Regions from separate parts of the Homo sapiens genome. Here region 2 is linked to region 1. A link is a loop called in an ENCODE intact Hi-C map of the cell type or tissue named here. Cell type or tissue: CD4-positive, alpha-beta T cell. All regions are shown on one strand. Links, peaks and the distances in the headings refer to the core of each region. The heading gives the core; the rest is flanking DNA.

Region 1 (10,904 bases), core at 2,002-10,001:
AGTGAGCCAAGATCACACCATTGCACTCCAGCCTGGGGGACAGAGCGAAACTCCATCTCAAAAAAAAAAAAAGTCTTACGTAGTCCTGCAACTCCATGCTGAAGTTGGGCTATCTTGATACTAATCACCCATCAGCCTGCAGCCCTGCACCCTCTCTTGCCAAACCCCACCTCCTGGCCTGGAGGTCCAACTGTCCTCTCTACTCCTCCCTAACAAGATGATGTGCCCACTGAACTACCAACTGTAGTCAACCACCTCTCTCTGGATACTGCCTGCCTGCTCCTCCCTGGTTCCTGGGTGTGCCCCTGGCCTGCCTCACCTCAGTGGTCTCTGCATCCTAGCCTGACCAGACCTTGTCTGTCCTGATGGGGCCTTCCATCTACTCTCCATGCAAAGCCGGTAAGTTTCTTAAGTTTCTTCTTTGTACAAAGAACGTTTCTTCTCAGGATGATGCAAATATTCTCAAATTAATTGTGATAGTTGTATAACTCTGTAAATATACTAAAAACCACTGGATTGTACACTTTTTTAAAAAGTCAGAATCATCCCATCTCTGTTCAAAATTCCCCAGTAGAGCCCTCCAGGATCTACCCTCCCCTCCTCCTCTGTGCGTTGCCGACACAGTCCCTCCAGGCACCCTGGGCTCCTCAGTGTTTCTTCTGCAAGCTCCTGTTTCAGGGCCTCTGAATCTGCTGCTCCCTGGCCTAGAACACATGCTCTTCCCCAAGTAGCTGTTGGCTCATTACTCACTTTCTTCAGATTTTGACTCCAATATCATCACCATCCAGGGCCTCCCCATCACTTTACAGCAAACAGCAATCCACCCCCACCACACAGGCCCTGCCCCTTCCCAGGCCCCTCACCACCAGCTGTTTTGTTTTTCTCTCTCCCCATTGGAATGAAAGTTCCACGTGGGAAGGGGCTTTGCTTTGTTACTATGGCATCTTGACTTGGTGCCTAGAAAACAACAGGCACACAATCAACACTGAGCAAATATTTTTTGAGTGAATGAATAAATGACTGGTCCAAGTGTGACCAGTCTTGATTCCTGCAAGGATGACACAAAAACATTACTGGGTTTTTAATTATCACTAGATCTAATTTGACACTGATTTAGTGAAATCTGTATCTTCTGAAGATGAATGTCATTCTTGATACAAGATAAAGATCTCAGTTTCTTGGTTTTGAGGTTTGTTAAAAATGACAACAATAAAGGAAAAAATTTTAAACTGCATTTGCAGTTTAGCCATTTACTTATACTCATTTATTTATTTTTGAGACAGTCTCGCTCTGTGGCCCAGGCTGGAGTGCAGTGGCATGATGTCAGCTCACTGCAACCTCCCCCTCCCAGGTTCAAGCGATTCTCCTGCCTCAGCCTCCCGAGTAGCTGGAATTACAGGCATGCACCACCACGCCCCGCAAATTTTTGTATTTTTAGTAGAGATGGGGTGTCACCACGTTGGCCAGGCTAGTCTTGAACTCCTGACCTTAGATGATCCGCCCGCTTCGGCCTCCCAAAGTGCTGGGATTACAGGCGTGAGCCACGGCAACCGGCCAATTTAGTCATTTAGATGTCTACCTAACCCTCCGTAGGTAAATGGCTAAACTGCAAATACAGGTAATAAAGAAAAAATCAATTCAGTACTTCCTGGTATACATAAATATGTCAGAATACTTCAGAACAATGATTCTGCCATAATGAGTTGGCATACACTGCAAGTAACCTTTTCTGTGGGGCCAAAATATCAATACAACAGATTCAGGACAATGAATGCAACTCCTGTTAAGCAGATTTTGGTGTCTCAAATAGGATATAACTTCATGTATTTATTACACCCATTATTCCTGCCAAAGATGAGACACAGCAGGGAGGTTATGTGTTTACTACCAAATTCTGATCTACTTGGGGTCAAGGGCTATGCCTCATACCTGCTCATAACACCAGACCAGAGTTGGCACTTGGCCAAATGTATACTTACTGAATAAACGATCTCTGGTAATCGACATCACAAGTTACATACCCATAACAGTAATCATAAACTCAAGAACATACTGAAGTTTAATATTTTCAGAAAAAAGTTCTGAAAGTAAAACAATTCACATGGCTACAGATTACCTACTGTGATGTATTAAACCTATCCCAAATCCACTTATCTCAATCTTTTCTTAATGAAAGGGAACTAAAAGCCAGAGACTCAACAGACTATTCAGTTCCAACTTATGACCCTACATATGACGTTTAATTAACAGAGGATGCAGGAACCCTTACAGTAGAGAGTTCTGATAGACATCATCTTCACCAAATGATCAAACTTGGTAGTAAAGAGAGGATGCAGATACCCTTACAGTAGAGTTTTCATAGACACCATCTTCACCAAATGATCAAACTTAGTATTATCAATGAAGATACAAATTGACATTCAATGTCTCTTTTTTTGTTGAGACAAAGCCTCGCTCTGTCACCCAGGCTAAAGTGCAGTGGCGCAATCTTGGCTCACTGCAACCTCTGCCTCCTGGGTTCAAGAGATTCTCGTGCCTCAGCCTCCCCAGTAGCTGGGATTACAGGCACACACCACTACGCCTGACTTTTTAGTAGAGACAAGGTTTTGCCATGTTGGCCAGGCTGGTCTTGAACTCCTGACTTCAGGTGATACGCCTGCCTCAGCCTCCCAAAGTGCTGGGATTACAGGTGTGAGCCACTGAGCCAGGCTGACATTCAGTGTCTCTTGATGTGATGTACTGGTGAGTGGACGTCACCTAGGTAGGTAGCGTTCTGACCAAAAATGTTTAATCTAAATCTAATCATGAAGACCATCTAATGAACCTAGATTGTAAAACAGTCTATACAACAATTCACATGGACTCTTCCAAAATGTCCATCTTAAAAAATTCAAACAAGGAAGTAACTGTTTTAGCTAAATGAAACTAAAGAGACGGACAACTTAATGCAATGTGTGAACCTTAGATCATGGAATATATATATTTTTTTAAGGAAAAAAATCTATGTGGACAATTGGGGAAATGTAAACAAGGCCCACACATTAGGTAACATTATTCTATGATGTTCAGTTTCTTGGATGTGATATGGTTTCATGGATAGAAAATGGTTTTTAGAAGATACATGTTAAGATTATCAGGCATCAAGCAAGTGTTATGACTTCTGCAACTTCCTATTGAATGACTCGAGTTGAAATGGGACATGTGACCTACATCTAAGTGTGATACGTATGTAATACATGTGGTTATATATATAGAGAGAGAGAAAGAGAGCAGAGAGAGAGAAAGAGAAACAGAAAGCCAAAGAATCAAAATATTACTGAGTCTAAGTAAAGGGTACATGGGTATTTGTTATACTGTTCTCTCAACTGTTTGGCAGGCTTGACATTTTTCAGGAAAGGGGAAAATTAAGGAAACAAAGATTAATCTGGTCCCAGTAGTGCCTCCAGATTGCACGAACATTTCATGTATCACACAGGGTCACCAGAATACCATCAATTTTTTGATATCACTGTCAAAAGTGATCCTAGCACCTTCTGAAATAACGTGAGCTGCCAGATTCTCATTTCAGGAATGACCACAAGCGAACATCTGCATCTGACCCCAACCTGCCTGATGACCTTACCCGCTACTTCACAATCCCGTCCGGGAAAATCCCTGGGCACATAACACTGCAAGTCCCAGGTGTCCGCTGAACGGCGCCTGGCAGTCGCTGCCCAGGGGATGAGAAATCACAGGTGCCTTGTTTGGAACTAGAGTCTGGAATCTCGTCCTCCTTCCCTCTGCTCTGGTCCCTCATTGTTTATGAAGACCTCAGTCCCCTCTGCTGGGAGCCCCACCTCCCCTTCCAGGGCCACGGGCTCTAGTCTTCTTGCCTTTCAAGGACCACACAAATAACTGTGCCTCCCCTCAAAGCTTTTCTCCTCCTTCCCAAGTGAAGTCCTCTCTCCTCCCTCCAGCTTTCAGGGCACGGAGCGCTCTTCCTGGCATTAGAATTCTGAGCAACCCTCCTAGCAGGCCCAGCTCAAGCCGCAGCGGGGAGGAAGAGTTCAAAGGAAGCTGTGCCAAAGATCTCGAAGGCTTAGTGGGAGACCCAGCAACAGGTGGCACCAGGTCTGGGAAAGATTCCTAGAAAGCGGAGCGGGTCTCGGAGGGGGAGGATTTAGCCCCAGGCGCCCGCGATCAGCGAACGAGCGCCTGCGCGGAGGGGCCGGGCTGCAGCCCCGGGGCAAGGGGAGCGCGAGCTCTGACTCCTCAGCGCGGCCGGGCCGCTCCGAGACCCCTCGAAGGAGGCCGGGCGCCGTGGGGCAACCCAGGCAGGGCGGGGACCACAGCCTCCCGGGCTCGTGGGGTGCAGCTCTGAACCTGAGGCGCTCGGAAGCTCAAGGCCAAGACCCGCTCGGGTGGCGGCCGAGCGCCCTCCAGCCCCGGGCCCACCTGCGGCCGCTCTCTGCATCTCACGCCCAGCGGGACTCCGGGGCTCCGCCTCAGGGACCGCCGAAGAAGTGATGGGGAAAGGGGCTCCGGGCGAGCAGCACGGCCCCCCTCCCGGAGGACAGCGCCCACGCCGCCAGCAGGCTGCGCACCCGGGACCCCGCCCAGACTCGGGGCGCCCACAGCACGGCAGCGGCGACGGCGGGGCGCGCAGTGCGCAGGCGCGGGGCGGGCCGTACCTGGGAAGGAGCAGAGGGAAGTAGAGTTGGGGCACAGGGTCCCGTTGCCCACCCGCGGCACAACCTTCAGGCTCAGGATCTGCTGCAGGAGCCCGGCCGACCCGCCGCTGCCGCCGCTCCCCTCGCGCTCCATCCCGTCGCCATTCACCACAGAGAAATGAGGGACGAGCGCCCGAAGTGCGGTAGCGGCCGGCGCCGACTCACCCTCGCCGCCTCAGCGTCACCTCCAGCCGGGGTCCTCTTCCCCCAATCCCAACGGCGCTGCCAAGTGACCGTTGCCTCCTCCAATCACAAGGCGCCGCAGCGCTCGGGCGCAGGGCCAGGGTTGTTCCCGCCCCCAACGTTGCGCAGGGCTCGCAGAGACACAGCCCCACGGACGCGCCCCCTCCTGGACGGCGCGCTCTGGGACCGCGCGCTCTGCTCTGCCCTTCTCTGCAGCGCCCCCTGTGAGAAAGTAGGGAATTGCATGCGCCCCAACAGAGCCGCGCTATGGAGTTACCAGGGATCTGGAAAAATACAGTGATGGAACGGATATGTAAAGTTCTAGTTATGACTGGACTCCAGCATTTATGAAACCTTCATGAACAGAACAAGAACGTTCTCTATTTAAAGCTGATAGTAGAAAGAGCCCATGCAAAGTCTGGTGTGGGACCAGAATGGGAGGGAGGCTATGTAGCCTCTATAGAGCTCGACTTAGTTTTAAATAAAATAAAATGTACAGAGATTCGGTTCAGAGCAATAAAATTAGATCACACTTTTTTCTTTTTTTTGAGACGGAGTCTCCCTCTGTGACCCAGGCTGGAGTGCGGCCGCGCGATCTCTGCTCACTGCAAGCTCTGCCTCCCGGGTTCACACCATTCTCCTGCCTCAGCCTCCCGAGTAGCTGGGACTACAGGCGCCCGCCACCACGCCCGGCTAATTTTTTGTATTTTTAGTAGAGGCGGGATTTCATCGTGTTAGCCAGGATGGTCTCGATTTCCTGTCCTCGTGGATCACACATTTTTGTCTCACCTCCCTTCAGAAAGCCTGTTAAAATGAAGGCAGAGAAATCGTAAAAAGGAATAAGCTAATGTTCAGTTTGTTTGCACTGCTGTAACAAAGTACCTGAGAGTGGGCAATTTATTAAGAACAGAAATTTATTTTCTCACAGTTCTGGAAGCTGGGAGGTCCAAGATCAAGGTCGCAGCAGGTTCCATGTCTAAGGACGGCCCGTTCCTCACTGATAGCACCGCCCGGGCGTCCTCACACGGTAACAAAGGGAGCCCACTCTCCAAATCCCTTTTATAAGGGTCCTAATCCCATAACGGGGGCTCCACTCTTCTGACTTAATCGTCTCCTAAAGGCCCCTCCTCTCAGTACTATCGCATTCCCACGAAGTTTCAGGACATGAATTTGGGGGAACACGTTCAGACCATAGCAGCCATTAACAATAGTGTTCTGGAAGGGAAGTTACCAAGGATAAGTAATGTCCACAAGGTTCCAGGTGATGAAGAGGCTTGTGACGAATAATAATGTTTTTGTTTGGTTGGTTGGTTTGTTTTGAGACAGAGTCTCACTTTGTTGCCCAGGCTGGAGTGCAGTGGCGAAATCTCAGCTCACCGCAACCTCCGCCTCCCTGGTTCAAGCGATTCTCCTGCCTCAGCCTCCCCAGTAGCTGGGATTCCAGGCGCGTGCCACCAGGCCCAGCTAATTTTTGTATTTTGAGTAGAGATAGGGTTTTGCCATGTTATCCATGTTGGTCTCGTTCCTGACCTCAAGCGATCCACCTGCCTTGGCCTCCCAAAGTGCTGGGATTACAGGCGTGAGCCACTGCACCTGACTGGTAAATTTTTTTTTTTTTTTTTTTTTTTTTTTTTTTTTTTTGAGACGCAGTCTTTTTCTGTCGTCCAGGCTGGAGTGGAGTGGAGTGTAGTGGCGCAATCTCGGCTCACTGCAACCTTCGCCTCCCGGGTTCAAGCAATTCTCCTGCCTCAGCCTCCCAAGTAGCTGGGATTATAGCTCCGTGCCACCATGCCCAGGTAATTTTTGTATTTTTAGCAGAGATGGAATTTCACCATATTGGTCAGGTTTGTCTCAAACTCCTGACGTCAGGTGATCCATCTACCTTGGCCTCCCAAAGTGCTGGGATTACAGGCGTGAGCCACCGTGCCCAGCCTGAAAACTTCTTTAAAAATCATTGAATTGTACAGTTAAAATAAATGAATTTTATGCTACATAAATCATACCTTTTAAAATCTTTTTAAAAAGTGACCAATTCACCGATCTGCCAAGCAAGGTGGCTCATGCCTGTAAACCCAACACTTTTGGGAGGCCAAGGCTGCAGGATTGCTTGAGCCCAGGAGTTTGAGACCAGCCTGGGCAACATAGGTAAACCTTGTCTCTACTAAAAATTCAAAAATTAGTCGGGTGTAGTGGCACACACCTATAGTCCCAGCTAACTCCAGAGGCTGAGGTGGGAGGATCCCTTGAGCCCCAGAGGTCAAGGCTGCAGTGAGCTATCATTGCTCCATTGTACTCCAGCCTGGGCAACAGAAGAAGGCCCTGTCTCAAAAAACAAACACACAAATAAACAAACAAAAAACCCCACAAGAATTTAAAGATGGCTCAGGAATTTAGTAAATAATTAAAGCTGAAACTTTTTGTCATATAAGTTGAAATGGAAAAACCTGTGATTCACAGGTATTTTCTGGCGCAGCTAGACTTCTTGTTGGCATTTCAGATTCTGTAGGATTTTTTTGTGACAGTGGCTGACAGCCTTTTTCCATAATTGTGCTATATCCAATGCTGGCCCTGGAAATAAATGGTGTTGCTCCACCAAATTAATCATAATAAAGAAAGGAAAAGAAAAATAAATAGAACAAGAAGAAAAAGATAGAAATAAGAAATTCTACCAAGCACAGTGGCTCACGCCTGAAATCCCAACACTTTGGGAGGCCAAGGTGGGTGGATCACCAGGTCAGGAGTTGGAGGCCAACCTGGCCAACATGGTGAAGACTGTCTCTACTAAAAATACAAAAATTAGCCGAGCGTGGTGGCGGGTGCCTGTAATCCCAGCTACTCAAGAGGCTGAGGCGGGGGAATCACTTGAACCTGGGAGGAAGAGGTTGCAGTGAGCCGAGATCTTGCCATTGCACTTCAGCCTGGGCAACAAGGGCAAAACTCCATCTCAAAAAAAAAGAAAGAAATAAAAAAGAAATTCCTAAAACAGAGGGAATCTATAGGTCACCTACAAAGAAATGAGAATCAAATGGTTCAGTAGCCAAATGAAGAAGAAGGCTGGATGACAATGTACCAACACCTTCAGTATTTGCAGAGAAAATGATTTTTTTTAAAGCTTTTTTGTTTTTAAATTTTTTTAAGAGACAGGGTCTCACTATGTTGCCCAGGCTGGTCTCAAACTTGTGGGCTCAAGCAATCCTCCCGCCTTGGCCTCCCAAAGTTCTGGGATTACAGATGTAAGCCACTGCACCCGGTCATTAACCTATTTTACACTCAAAAGTATTGTGTGCAAAATACATATTTTCCATTTTTGTTTGTTTGTTTGTTTGTTTGAGACAGAATCTTGCTCAGTCACCCAGGCTGGAGATCAATGGCACGATCTCAGTTCATTGCAACCTCCGCCTCCCAGGTTCAAGCAATTCTCCTGCCTCAGCCTCCTGAGTAGCTGGGATTACAGGTGCCCACCACCATGCTCTGCTAATTTTTGTATTTTTAGTAGAGACAGGGTTTTGCCATCTTGGCCAGGCTGGTCTCGAACCCCTGACTTCGTGATCCACCCACCTCGACCTCCCAAAGTGCTGGGATTACAGGCATAAGCCACCACACCCAACCCATATTTTCCTCTTAATTCAAGAACATTAGCAAGACTGTTTATTAGAATTTTCTCCTGAGCCGGGCGCGGTGGCTCACACCTGTAATTCTGGCACTTTGGGAGGCTGAAGCAGGCAAATTGTCTGAGCTCAGGAGTTCCAGACCAACCTGAGCAACATGGTGAAACCCCATCTCTACTAAAATAGAAAAAATTAACTGGGAATGGTGGTGTGTGACTGTAGTCCCAGTTACTCAGGAGGCTGAGGTAAGAGCATTGCTTGAACCCGGGAGCCACTGCACTCCAGCGTGGGCAACAAAGCCAGACTCCATCTCAAAAAGAAAAAAGGCCGGGCGTGGTGGCTCACACCTGTAATCCCAGCACTTTGGGAGGCAGAGACGGGCGGATCACGAGGTCAGGAGATCGAGACCATCCCTGGCTAACACGGTGAAACCCCGTCTCTACTGAAAATACAAAAAAATTAGCCGGGCGTGGTGGCAGGTGCCTGTAGTCTCAACTACTCGGGAGGCTGAGGCAGGAGAATGGTGTGAACCCAGGAGGTGGAGCTTGCAGTGAGCTGAGATTGCGCCACTGCACTCAATCCTGGGCGACAGAGCGAGACTCCGTCTCAAAAAAAAAAAAAAAAAAAAAAAGAAACAGAAGTCTCTCTTGAAACCTCCGTTTAGGAAGCTTCCTCCTGCCAGTTCCCTACCACTACAATTGGCGTTTTGCATCAACCAAGAAACCTATCTAAAATAAAAATAGGAAGTATAAAAAGGGTCAGGAAATACTGACCTTTTAACCATGCTGTCTTTTTGGTACATTTCCCAGACTAGCAGAGTCTATTAGAAGTGGAAGAAACCGCTGGGCGTGGTGGCTCATGCCTGTAATCCCAGCACTTTGGGAGGCTGCGGCGGGTGGATCACGAGGTCAGGAGTTTGAGACCAACCTGACCAACATGGTGAAACCCCGTCTTTACTAAAAATACAAAAATTAGCCGGGCATGGTGGCATGTGCCTGTAATCCCAGCTACTCAGGAGGCTGAGGCAGGAGAATTGCTTGAACCTGGGAGGTGGAGGTTGCGGTGAGCCGAGATCGCACCATTGCACTCCAACCTGGGCGACAGAGCAAGACTCTGTCTCAAAAAAAAAAAAAAAAAAAGAAAAAGGGCCAGGTGTGGTAGGTCACACCTGTAATCCCAGCACTTTGGGAGGCCGAGGCAGGCAGATCACGAGGTCAGGAGTTCCAGAACAGCCTGACCAACATGGTGAAACCCCATCTCTACTAAAAATACAAAAATTAGCCGGGCCTGGTGGCATGCGCCTGTAATCCCAGCTACTTGGGAGGCTGAGACAGGAGAATTACTTGAACCCGGGAGGCAGAGGTTGCAGGAGCCGAGATCGTGCCATTGCACTCCAGTCTGGGCAACAAAATGAGACTCTGTCTCAAAAAAAAAAAAAAAAAAAAAAAATCAGCTGGGCGTGGTGGTGGGCGCCTGTAATCCCAGCTACCGGAGAGGCTGAGGCAGGAGAATGGCGTGAACCCGGGAGGTGGAGCTTGCAGTGAGCAGAGATCGCGCCACTGCACTCCAGCCTGGGCAACAGAGCGAGACTCCGTCTCAAAAAAAAAAAAAAAAAAAAGTGGAAGAAATCAATTATTGTAGGGTTACATAATCAATTATGTATTACATTAGGAAACATTATTTTGAATTTAGAATTCGATCTTTAGTTCATTTATGAATTGACAGGTTAAAAAAAGACATTTAGCCTTGCAGGACTCAGAAAATGGAGGTTTCCTGGGCCCTGTCTAAGGAAGCCAAGGAGGCGGTCCAGCACACCAGACCCCCTGGCCCCTTGCTGCTCTTTCAACAAGCCAGATGCCTCCCCTCCTTAGGGCTTTTGTGTTAGCTCTTTCCTGCTCCCAGACAGGCTACCCATGATTGCCCTTAACATACTCCCTCACCTCCTGTAAGACTTTCCTCAAATGTCGCTTTCTCACTGAGACCTACCCTGATCACCCCATTAAAAATTACAACTCACACCTCTACACACATATATTCCTCATCCCCCGATCCTTCTCTACTTTAATCCTTGGCACTTTCTAATATGCTAAATAATGTAGCCATTTATTAAGCTTATTCATCAGCTATCTCCCCACCATCAGAATGCAAGTTCCTGAAGGGCAGGGTTGTTGTTGTTGTTGTTTGAGAGAGTCACACTCTATCGCCCAGGCTGGAGTGCAGTGGCGCGATCTCAGCTCACTGCAACCTCCGCCTCCCAGGTTTAAGCGATTCTCCTGCCTCAGCCTCCTGATTAGCTGGGATTACAAGCGTGCACCACCACCACCACGCCTGGCTAATTTTTGTATTTTTAGTAGAGATGGGGTTTCACCATGTTGGCCAGGCTGGTCTCGAACTCCTGACCTCA
Region 2 (10,904 bases), core at 1,465-9,464, 270 kb before region 1:
TGAGGGGCAGCCATTTAGCAGAATGGGTGATCACAGCAGGTAGACAAATGACCCCCTGCAGTGGGTCAGCCGCTGGGGATGCTCAGTGGTGGCTCCGTGTGGTCTCAGGAGGCCCAGTGCTGATGACTGGAACCACATTCTGACAGTAGTGACGGGACTAGGATCAGCCATGACAGTCAACAGGCATTGCTTTTCTGCCCTTGGCCGTGTACGCGGCTTGAGTTCTCTCATTCGGCAGTCAGATAACCCATGAGAGAAAGTCACCATTCTCGTCTTATAAATGAAGTAACTGAAGTTCAGAGAGGTTAAAGAATTTTCAAGGTGCGTGATGTGCTACAATACTAAGAATACGAGAAGTTAAGGCTGTATTAGAGCAACCACTGAAGAAAAAAAGGAACAGTATATCCAAAACACTAGTAGATAAATTAAAACTGAAATCAAACATTTTTAGGCCCAGTGCAGTGGCTCACACCTGCAATCCCAGCACTTCGGGAGGCCGAGACAGGCAGGCAGATCACTTGAGGTCAGGAGTTCAAGACCAGCCTGGCCAACATGAAACCCCATCTCTACTAAAAATACAAAAATTAGCTGGGAGTGGTGGTGGGTGCCTGTCATTTCAGCTACTCAGAAGGCTGAGGCAGGAGAATTGCTTGAACCTAGGAGGCGGAGGTTGCAGTGAGCCAAGATCATGCCACTACACTCCAGCCTGGGTGACAGAGCAAGACTTCTCTCAAAAAAAAGTATTTTTAACACAAAAGAGGGCAAGAAAGAAGAGGAGCCAAAATAGGGGAGGGAGTGGGAGAACAAAGTGAAGAGTAAAATGGTAGACCTAAAACAACCATAATAAAACGCAGAAATTGTCAAAGGGATAAAGATTCAAAGGCAAAGCCAAATTATATGTAGTACAAGAGTCATTTTAAATATAAAGACACAGGTGGACTGGGCACAGTGGGTCATACCTATAATCCCAGCAATTTTGGAGGCTGGGGCACCAGGATTACTTGGGGCCAGGAGTTCTAGTCCAGCCTGGGCAACATCGCCAGACCCCATCTCTTCAGAAAAAGTTTAACAGAAAAACTAGCTAGGCATGGTGGTGTGTGCACGGAGTTCCAACTACTCAGGAGGCTGAGATGGGAGGATTGCTTGAGCCCAGGAGTTTGAGGCTGCAGTGAGCTATGATAGCACCACTGTACTCCAGCCTGGGTAACAGAGCAAGACGCTGTCTCTGGAAAAAAAAATGAAAGATTTGCCCAAGGTAAAGACAGCCCAGACCTCGGTGGGGCTGCGAAGCAGGAATGGATAGAATGGGGACAGGTCCATGGCAGAGAAAGGATTTGGACCCAGAGTTGCAGATCCTAAAACCTAAGGTCTTTAACGGATACTGTATTTCCTACCTTCTGGCATGTTCCATGGCAGCATTCCGACTCCTACCAGGGAGCAGTCTTCAGATGTGACACAGCTTCACAGCTGTGCTGCCTTCCCTGAGCTAATACTTCCCCACTACTGGTCAAAAATGAGGTGACGTTTCTCTTAACCTCCTCTCTTTTTTAATATATCCTTCCCATCCCTCTACCCCGGGGACTCATTCTCCCAGCAGCTGCTGAACTCCTGTGTATCAGATTCTTACACTTGAGCATGCATCAGAATCACCTGGAAGGTATAATACACTAAAGGCCGGGCCCTGTCCATGCCATTTCTGAATCTGTACGCTGGCGTGGAGCCTGGGAATCTGCATTGCTAACAAGGTTCCCCAGGTGCTCGCACTCGGAGAAGCCCTGTGGGCGATTAAGCTTATTGCTTCACGAGACACTGAGAAACAGCTCCTGCCTCGAAGCCCACCATCGAGCTTGAAGACTGTCGGGTGAACAGATGAGTCCAACTGGGAGTAATTAGTTTCCAACAGAGGAAGCTCAGGTGCCCTGTGGGAGCACACAGGGGCAGCACCAGCCTCAGGTCAAGGGAAAAGCAGCCCGAGACAAACTTCCGGTGCCACAGAAAGCCAGATGGTTTCATGGAGGCCACCCAGCCCCCGTCACCCATCATGACTCTGCTTGCACAGTTTGAGCAATGCCATTGGTTTTGCCCGTGTGACCAACTCTTAGGCATCTCCATAGGGCCACAGGGCAGGCCCCCAGCTGTCGGCATTGCCTGGTCTTATGATCTCAGGCTCCCAGCACCCTCACTGCCCAGCAGCCTGTTCCATAGCAGCATCTCCCACCTTCTCCCTGACTTCTAGAGGGGAGCACCCCATGAGCTTAGCTGTGCCTGCCCTCTCACCAGCATGGTCACATTCCTGCTTTCGTAGACGAATGAATCTTCCGGGCCTTCCCATGGGCGTTCTGCCTCACAGGGCTTGTCCACACAACTGCCCACCTCTGAGCCTTTTAACGCCTCTTTCCACCATCTTATAGCAGCGCCAGCACCTCTCCTTTGCTTAGTGTGCTCTGCCTTCTGCCTGCTTCTAGGAGCCATCCGGCAGCACGGTGGCCCATTCCCTAGGGTCCTGAGCAAGGCATTAAGTCCTGTATCCTAGGAGAGTCCTCCCGAACTGATACCCCCACCTTTCTCCAGCTTCATGGGCTTTCCCCTTGGTTCAGCTCTCTCAGCACCCAGTTCTCATCACGTGTGCCCCGTCCCTGCAAGCGCTTTTTGGCTCCATTCTGCAGCTCCCTTGGTACAAGGTCCTTTTCCTCTCTTACCAGGCCTGGTGCCATCATGGCCAGGACTGGAAAGGAGAGAGATGCTGGGGTTAATGTCCTGCAGGAGGGAAGCCTCCGTCTCCTGTGAGGAAGGTACTCTCGCCCCGGTGGGAAGAGTGGGGCCACTTCTGTGCACTCCGGGCTTACGGGCTCGGGGGATTTGAGGTTTTGGGAGTACATCAACCCAGATGTCTGCATCTCATGCATCAGAGCCCTGCATCTGGCACAGCAGCCTGTCTAGGTGGAGCATTTAACCTTCTTGGGAGCTTGGCTGATCTTACAACTAAATCCTGGGTCTAGTCCTCAGCTTTCTCTACCTTGCAGCTGCAAGAGATAAAAACCTCTTTATGTGTTCCTAAGGTGGCTTTCACCCTTAGCTGTTAATTGCCTGTTAATCATTCTCAGCTTTTGTCATTTCCCAAAGTCTTTGTGTTTAGCAGCAACCACCTAGTTTAACTGTGGTTTTTGGGTTTGTGAGACAGGGTCTTGCTCTGTCACCCAGGCTGAAGTGCAGCGGCATCATCACAGCTCACTGCAACCTCGACCTCCCAGGCTCAAGAGATCCTTCTGCCTCAGCCTCCCAAGTAGCAGGGACTACACCACCACACCTGGCTAATTTTTATTTTTTATGGGGACGTGGGTCTTGCTATGTTGCCCAAGCTGGTCTTGAACTCTTAGGCTCCAGCAATTCTCTTACCTCAGCCTCCCAAAGTGCTGGGATTGCAGGCGCGAGCCGCTGCTCCTGGCCCTACGTTCTATAGGTATTCTCTCCCCTCATACCTCAAACTCCTGACACAGGGCACCCACTAGTGGATAGTGTTCCCCAGAATACCATTGCATTTCATCAGCAGTGGAAGCTTTCACAACCTCATTGCTACCGTGTGCCCGACCTATCTACGCTTCCTCTACCAACCATGAAGAGGTCCTCACTGCCAGCCTGGTAGTCAGCAGTCCAGCTCCAGAATCCCACCTCAGCATCCGCATTTTGCAGCTCACTCCCGGCACACACGATCATAGCTGGAGCTCCCCACAGGAAGTAGACTCTGAGATAAAGATGACCACACAGAAGTTTACTGGTACCCCAGGAGCAATACCTTTGGAACCGAAGACTCGTAGGGGTAGGGAAAGAGCAATGTTGGGCAGAGGAAGATAGAGCCTCAACATCGTCCCAAGTTTGGGTGAAAAGACTGGACCTTTAAAAAACCCTACTGACCAATCACTGGATGCAGCTGCCCAGAAAGGAGGCAGGACCCGAGGTCAAGATGATGCTCTTCAGCTGAGGAAACTCCCAAAGAGGACGGCAGCTGCGGACTGTCTGCTGTCCACAGCAGCGCGTGGGGAGGTCGGCCTGCAGTCCTGGAGGGAATCTGGGTGGCTAATCACGCAACCACTAGATTAGGTACAGATGCAGGCTGGTCCGAGACAGGATTCTCTTGCGACTGCTCCAGACGTTTCTGTTAGTAGAAAGCCAGATCACCCGATGGGCGGGGAGAGGCGCGTGCACTGTTTAACGTGGTCTAACTCAGACCAAGGGTGGGGGAACCCCCGCCCGAGGAGGAATCTGTTTTTAAGCTGAGATTAAATCAAGTGCGACCCCTGATTAAACTCAGCCTTTTGCTTAACTGTACTTGTCAATATAACACATAATTGGAAGCTTTTAAGCATATTTGGGACAATTTGGGTGTGAGTCTACCTTTTCAACTGTAAGTTTTACAAGATGTAAATGCAGATCGAGTATTTCTCATGAAAATGTAGCATCCAGGTGGAGATGTGATGGAAGTGCAAATTACACACTAGGTTTGAAAGAGTGTAAGAGTGTAAAATATATCATTAATAATTTTAAAATACTGATTACATGTTGAAATATGTAGATATATTGGGTTAAATAAAATATATTATTAAAATTCTTTTTTCTTTTTTTTTTTTTTTTGAGACGGAGTCTTGCTCTGTCGCCCAGGCTGGAGTGCAGTGGCGAGATCTCAGCTCACTGTAAGCTCCGCCTCCCGGGTTCATGCTATTCTCCTGCCTCCGCCTCCTGAGTAGCTGGGACTACAGGTGCCCGCCACCACACCCGGCTAATTGTTTTGTATTTTTAGTAGAGACGGGGTTTCATCGTGGTTTCATCGTGTTAGCCAGGATGGTCTCATCTCCTGACCTCGTGATCCGCCTGTCTCGGCCCCCTAAAGTGCTGGGATTACAGGCGTGAGCCACCGCGCCAGTCCCTCTTTTTTTTTTTTTTTTTTTTAAGAGACAGGGTCTCACCACCACACCCAGCTAATTTTTGCATTTTTTTTTTGTAGAGAAGAGGGTCTCACTATGTTGCCCAGACTGGTCTCGAACTCCTGGGCTCAAGCGATCCGCCCGCCTCAGCCTCCCAAAGGTGCTGGGATTACAGGCGTGAGCCACCGTGCCCGGCCTCTTTTTACTTTTTCAGTAGGGCTACCAGAAAATTTAAAATCATCCATTTGGCTCGCCTTGTATTTCTTTTGTATTTCTTTGAAACAACGCTGGGTTAGGAACAGTAAGGCATAGCTATATGCAGTTTTCATATTGGCCACCAGGTGGCAGCCTTATACCGGGTGGTTTTCAGACTCTTGGGAGGCCGGTGGGTGGAGCGGGGGACAGACGCAGATTTCACCAGCAAGTGAAAAAGTCCCTTAGCCAGGTTTGTGCTTGCTATTCCATTTTTATATTACTTACGCCTCACATTTATTTGTATGTAGATGGTTGTTGACATAATAAAATACATGTAATTTCCTCTGTGTTTAAGAGCAGTTCTCCCTCACTGAGCTGGGAGTTTCCTTAAGAAACCTGGCTCTTAATTATATAGAGAGAGACTGGGCGCGGTGGCTCTAATTATATATAGAGACACCCAGCGCGGTGGCTCACACCTGTAATCCCAGCACTTTGGGAGGCCGAGGTGGGTGGATCGCCTGAGGTCAGGAGTTCGAGACCAGCTTGACCAACATGGTGAAATACATGTCTCCACTAAAAATACAAAAATTAGCTGGGCATGGTGGCATGCACCTGTAATCCCAGCAACTCAGGAGGCTGAGGCAGGAGAATTGCTTGAACCTGGGAGGAAGAGGTTGCAGTGAGCTGAGATTGCACCACTGCACTCCAGCCTGGGCAACAGAGTAAGACTCCATCTCAAAAAAAGAAAAAAAAATACACACACACACACACAGAGAAAGACAGGGTGACAGGGTCTTGCTCTGTCACCCATGCTGCAGTGCAGTGGTGTGATCATAGCTCACTGCAGCCTCGAACTCCTGGGCTCAAGTGATCCTCATGCCCCAGCCTCCTGAGCAGCACATTACAGGTGCCACCCGCTGCACCCAGCTACTTTTTCTTTTTTTTAAAGGAGTCTCACTATGTTGCCCAGGCTAGTCTCAAACTCCTGGCCTCAAACAATCCACCCGCCTCTGCTTTTTTTTTTTTTTTTGAGACAGTCTCACTCTGTTGCCCAGGCAAGAGTGCAGTGGCACCATCTTGGCTCATTGCAACCTCTTGCCTCCTGGGTTCAAGCAATTCTTGTGCCTCTGCCTCCTGCGTAGCTGGGATTACAGGCATGTGCCACCACGCCTGGCTAATTTTTGTATTTTTGGTAGAGATGGGGGTTTCACCATGTTGGCCAGGCTGGACTCGAACTCCTGACCTCAGATGATCCGCCTGCCTCTGCCTCCCAAAGTGCTGGGATTACAGGTGTGAGCCCCTGCGCCCGGCCGGCTTGATACTATTTTTAATAGTCGACTTTGGATCCCACTCCTGTGCCCAAGCTCTCTCTCATTTTGCTTTTCCCCTCTTCACACATCCATTCTCCAAGTTAATTTCTCTTCATGTCCTTATAATTAAATTCCATCTATAACCTTAATTCCAACCTATTAGACGCATCATCAGAACGGCTGACAGTGCACGGGCAGAGAAAGGTATTAGGAAAGCCAGTGAAGTAGAAAATGCAGGAGGGAGCCCATTCCATTCCTGCCAAGATGCCGGGTTAGTGTGGAATGTTGGCTGCCCCCCAGGACCAGCCATGATAGATTTTTTTTAGATGGAGTCTCACTCTGTCACCAGGCTGGAGTGCAGTGGCAAGATCTCGCCTCACTGCAACCTCTGCCTCCTGGGTTCAAGCGATTCTCCTGCCTCAGCCTCCTGAGTAGCTGGGACTACAGACACCCACTACCACACCTGGCTAATTTTTGTATTTTAATAGCAATGGGGTTTCACCATGTTGGCCAGGATGGTCTCAATTTCCTGACCTCATGATCTGCCCTCCTCGGCCCCCAAAAGTGCTAGGATTACAGGCGTAAGCCACCATTCCCAGCCCATGATGGATCTTTAGAGGGAAACATCAAGAGACAGGAAGACCTGGGAGAAGAAGCAAAGATCGGAACCTGTGGTTACGTGGGGAGGCTAGAGCTGTGGCCCAAGGCAGAAGGCTGTGAACTCGGCTGTGCAAGGAAAAAACAGGAAGTGAGCACCAGGGTTCTGCTCTGCTTCCGACCCAGCTCCAGGGCTTTGGGGCAATGGGTGCCTGCCCCTGGCCTGCAGGTGCCCTCAGGATAAAGTGGGTCATGCCGAGGCACTGTACAGGGGAGGAAATGAAAAAGACTTAGAACTATAAAGTGTGTATCAAATTGCAATAAAAAAGGCCAGGTGTGGTGGCTCACACCTGTAATCTCAGCACTTTAGGAAGCCGAGGTAGGTGGATCAGTTGAGGTCAGGAGTTTGAGACCAGCCTGGCCAACATGGTGAAACCCTGTTCTTACTAAAAATACAAAAATTAGCCAGGCATGGTGGTGGACACCTGTAATCCCAGCTATTTGGGAGGCTGAGGAGGGAGAATCACTTGAACTCAGGAGAGGTTGCAGTGAGCAGAAATCATGCCACTGCATTCTAGTCTGAGCATAAGAGCAAGACTCCATCTCAAAAAAAAAAAAAAAAAAAATACAATGAAAGCAGTGTTTGGAGGAAAGCTTGCCTCCTGAAATACTTTTATGAGAAAAGAACACACTGAAAATTACTGAGCTGAGTATCTAAATTTGTGATGTTAAAAAATCACAAATGGATACATACAGATTAGGAAGCCAGCATTACCCTGATACAAAAGCCAGATAAAAACATCAGAAGAAAATTACCAACCAGTATCTCTCATGAATATAGATGCAAAAACCTTCAATAAAGTACTAGCAAACTGAACCCGACAGCATATTAAAAGGATTATACACCATGATGAAGTGGGAGTTATCCCAGCATGCCAAGCGCTATAGGAAATAACAAGAAAATCCATCAGCGTAATATGCATTAATTGAATGAAAGGGGAAAATCACGTGATCACTTAAATTGATGCAGAAAAGGCCTTTGACAAGATCCAACACCCTTCATGATAAAAAGCACTCAGAGGCTGGGCGCGGTGGCTCACGCCTAATCCCAGCACTTGAGGACGCCGAGGCGGGTGGATCACCTGAGGTCAGGAGTTTGAGACCAACCTGACCAACATGGTGAAACCTCCTCTCTACTAAAAATACAAAAAATAGCTGGGTGTGGGGGCTCACGCCTACAATGCCAGCTACTGAAGAGGCTAAAGCAGGAGAATCTCTTGAACCCAGGAGGTGGAGGTTGCAGTGAGCCGAGAAAGCGCCATTGCACTCCAGCCTGGGCAACAAGAGCAAAACTCCATCTCAAAAAAAAAATAATAAAATAAGTTAGCCGGGCATGGTAGCATAGGCCTGTACTCCAAGCTACCTGGGAGGCCGAGACACGAGACTCACTTGAACCTGAGAGATGGATGTTACAGTGAGCTGAGAGCGAACCTCTGCACTCCTGCCTGGGCAAGAAAGCAAGACTCTAAAAAAGACTGTCTAAGAACCCCATGCAGGCTGAGTCAAGGAAACTAAGAAACTAAGCATCTTGGTAAACCAACGAAAATCAAAGGTAAAATCTTAAAAGCATCCAAAGAAAATCCATTAAACCTTTTTAAAAAGCAACAGTAAATCACTGACTTCTCCACGAATCAACAGAAGCCAGGAGACACTGAAACACCTTCCAAGTCCAAATATCCATGTACATACCCACATGCACGTCTCAACAAAAATTATTTTTCAGAGTGACAGGCAACTTTTACAAGATCAAAATGAATAAATATCTTTTCAGACAGTGGAACAACAGGAGAATTTTCTCCAACAAAATTTTCACTGCATTAAAGGAAAGACTAAAAGTTTCCAGAGAGAGAGAGACCGCCAATCCGGACACATCCTGGGAAAGGAACCGGCCCCCTCCATGGCCTGGCCGAAGTGATGGAAGCTGAGCGTGAGGAAGCCTCAAGATCTAACTGCAGAGGCCGAGCGCGGTGGCTCATGCCTATGATCCCAGCACTTTCGGAGGCCGAGGCAGGCAGATCACCTGAGGTCAGGAATTTGAGACCAGTCTGAACAACATAGTGAAACCCCATCTCTACTGAAAATACAACAATTAGCCGGGCGTGGTAGTGAGTGCCTATAATCCCAGTTACTTGAGAGGCTGAGGCAGAAGAATGGCTTGAACCCAGGAGGCAGAGGTTGCCGTGAGCCAAGATGTCACTGCACTCCAGCCTAGGCAGCAGAACAAGACTCTGTCTCAAAAAAAAAAAAAAAAAAAAAAAAAAAAGTCTAACTGCAGGGTCACAGAAAATGCAGAGAGGGAGGCGGGGAAGAGTGTGGGAGCTGAGAGGACAGTGGCGCCAGCTCCCAGCAGTGGATGCAGAAGGTGTGAGGGGCTGGGGTCTGACGGGGGAGGGGGTGATGCTTGCATGCACATTCCTGAGCACTGGACATGGGGGACTAAAGGCAGAGAAAGGCACCTGGAGTGTGTGGGTCAGCAGTGGTCCCAGTGACAACTCCAGGGGGCTATGGATTGCAGAGCCTGGCCAAGGACTGCTGCCTTCCAGAAAGCCCCACGGGTCAAGCTAGCTTCAGCAGGTAGGGCCTAAATTCTAAACCCAGGGTGGAGCCGTGAGCAGGCAAGAGATATGAAGACCTCAGCTTCCTGAGAAGGCTGGGTTGCCAACATTAACTGCAGCCTGGAAAGGGAACGGTAGTGCTGCCCCTTTGTGGGTGACAAGGACAACTTCAAGCCCACCTCCCCTGGGCCACACAGACACAGGCAGTGCAGTCAGGGCTTCTAAACAGATGCATTTAATGGGAAATCTTAAGGCAGGGGTGGCAGGAGCTGCGGGCTCAGTTGGCGGCCAGGATCTTCTGCACCCAGGGTATGAGCTTGGCGACACGGGCGTACACAGCGGGCGTGGTGGTAGAGCAGGTGCGGCTGCCCCAGGACACAATGCCCACCAGGGTCCAGGCTCCGTCCTTCTGGCAGACCAGGGGGCCTCCAGAGTCACCCTGCAGGAAGGAGAGGAAGTATCTCTAGGCCTGAAAGGGGTGCCAGGGCCTAGGGGACCCTGACCTGGTGGAGTCTAGGGAGGGGTGCGGAGAAATGGTAAGCATGGGCATAGGGGCTGTGCCGGGGTCCTGAGATCTGGGTTCACATGGCAGCCCCCACTCTGCCATGCACTCTTGGAGGGAGCTGGGGCAGGTGGCTTCCCTCTCTAAGCCGGGGCACCATCCATCTCTCCAAACCTCCAGCTCACAGGGCTGCAAGGAAGTCCCCAGGGGCAGCCTCAGCTGCATGGCCTGGAGGAACCCTCATGGGCGGCTGTGACCCCAAGGCCTGGCCCTCACTGGGCCCCAGGAGGGTGTGGGGTTAGTAGATGAGAGCAGAGAGGGGTGGAAAGCCCAGACCTCCCCTGCACCCCGCTCGCCTGGCCAGGGCCTGGGCAGGGCCAGCCTCACCATGCAGGAGGAGACGCCACTGGCCCCGGCACAGATCATCACGTCGGTGATCCTCCTGCCCCAGGACTTCTTGCATTCGGCATTGGACAGGAGGGGCAGGGCTGCCTGCTGCAGCTTGTCAGGGGTCTTGTTGGCTGCAGGACAGGAGGAGGGTCAGGGCCCCTGGGCTCACTCAGCCAAGAGTGGAGGGAGAGACCCGGGGCCGACACGCCTGCCCTACCCTGCACCATCACCACGATGTTGGGTACGGCCCCTGGAGCCTCAGAAGCGCCTGTGGGACAAGGGGGCCTCGGCCCTGCCCGGGTGGGAGCCCCACGCTGCGACTCCAGGCAGGTCAGCCAGGGCAGGGCTCACCCGGCCGGGCGCTGCTCAGAAGCTC

Evidence for each region. A loop is a pair of places that touch in the nucleus more often than their neighbours do. Peaks named below come from ENCODE experiments on the same cell type or tissue, not always from the same donor. Only the 100,000 strongest peaks of a DNase experiment are listed, where the experiment ranks them.
Region 2: a loop joins it to region 1, with 17 times the contacts of the local background. A loop is called at or near these places in 38 of 110 quality-filtered maps.

The regions. Positions count from the first base shown.
Region 1 is chr16:75,459,798-75,470,701 of GRCh38, forward strand. TMEM170A (transmembrane protein 170A) reads right to left here and starts at 4,892. Exons shown (of 3, transcript NM_145254.3): 1 at 4,671-4,892. The coding sequence starts at 4,803. RefSeq lists enhancers at 3,323-3,372, 4,562-5,062 and a silencer at 4,239-4,868. In CD4-positive, alpha-beta T cell, for the core only: CTCF peaks have their summits at 5,111 and 5,320; DNase peaks (open chromatin) are centred at 3,214, 3,664, 4,644 and 4,994; H3K4me3 peaks cover 1,871 bases; H3K27ac peaks cover 658 bases.
Region 2 is chr16:75,194,248-75,205,151 of GRCh38, forward strand. It overlaps CTRB2 (chymotrypsinogen B2), which reads right to left. Exons shown (of 7, transcript NM_001025200.4): 6 at 10,526-10,659; 7 at 9,856-10,075. The coding sequence ends at 9,914. Among named protein-coding and RNA genes, the nearest start is that of CTRB2, 7.5 kb to the right of the region's middle. RefSeq lists enhancers at 3,565-4,065, 5,104-5,398, 7,250-7,329. In CD4-positive, alpha-beta T cell, for the core only: CTCF peaks have their summits at 5,260 (motif pointing right) and 5,460; DNase peaks (open chromatin) are centred at 5,294 and 7,174; H3K27ac peaks cover 458 bases; H3K27me3 peaks cover 407 bases.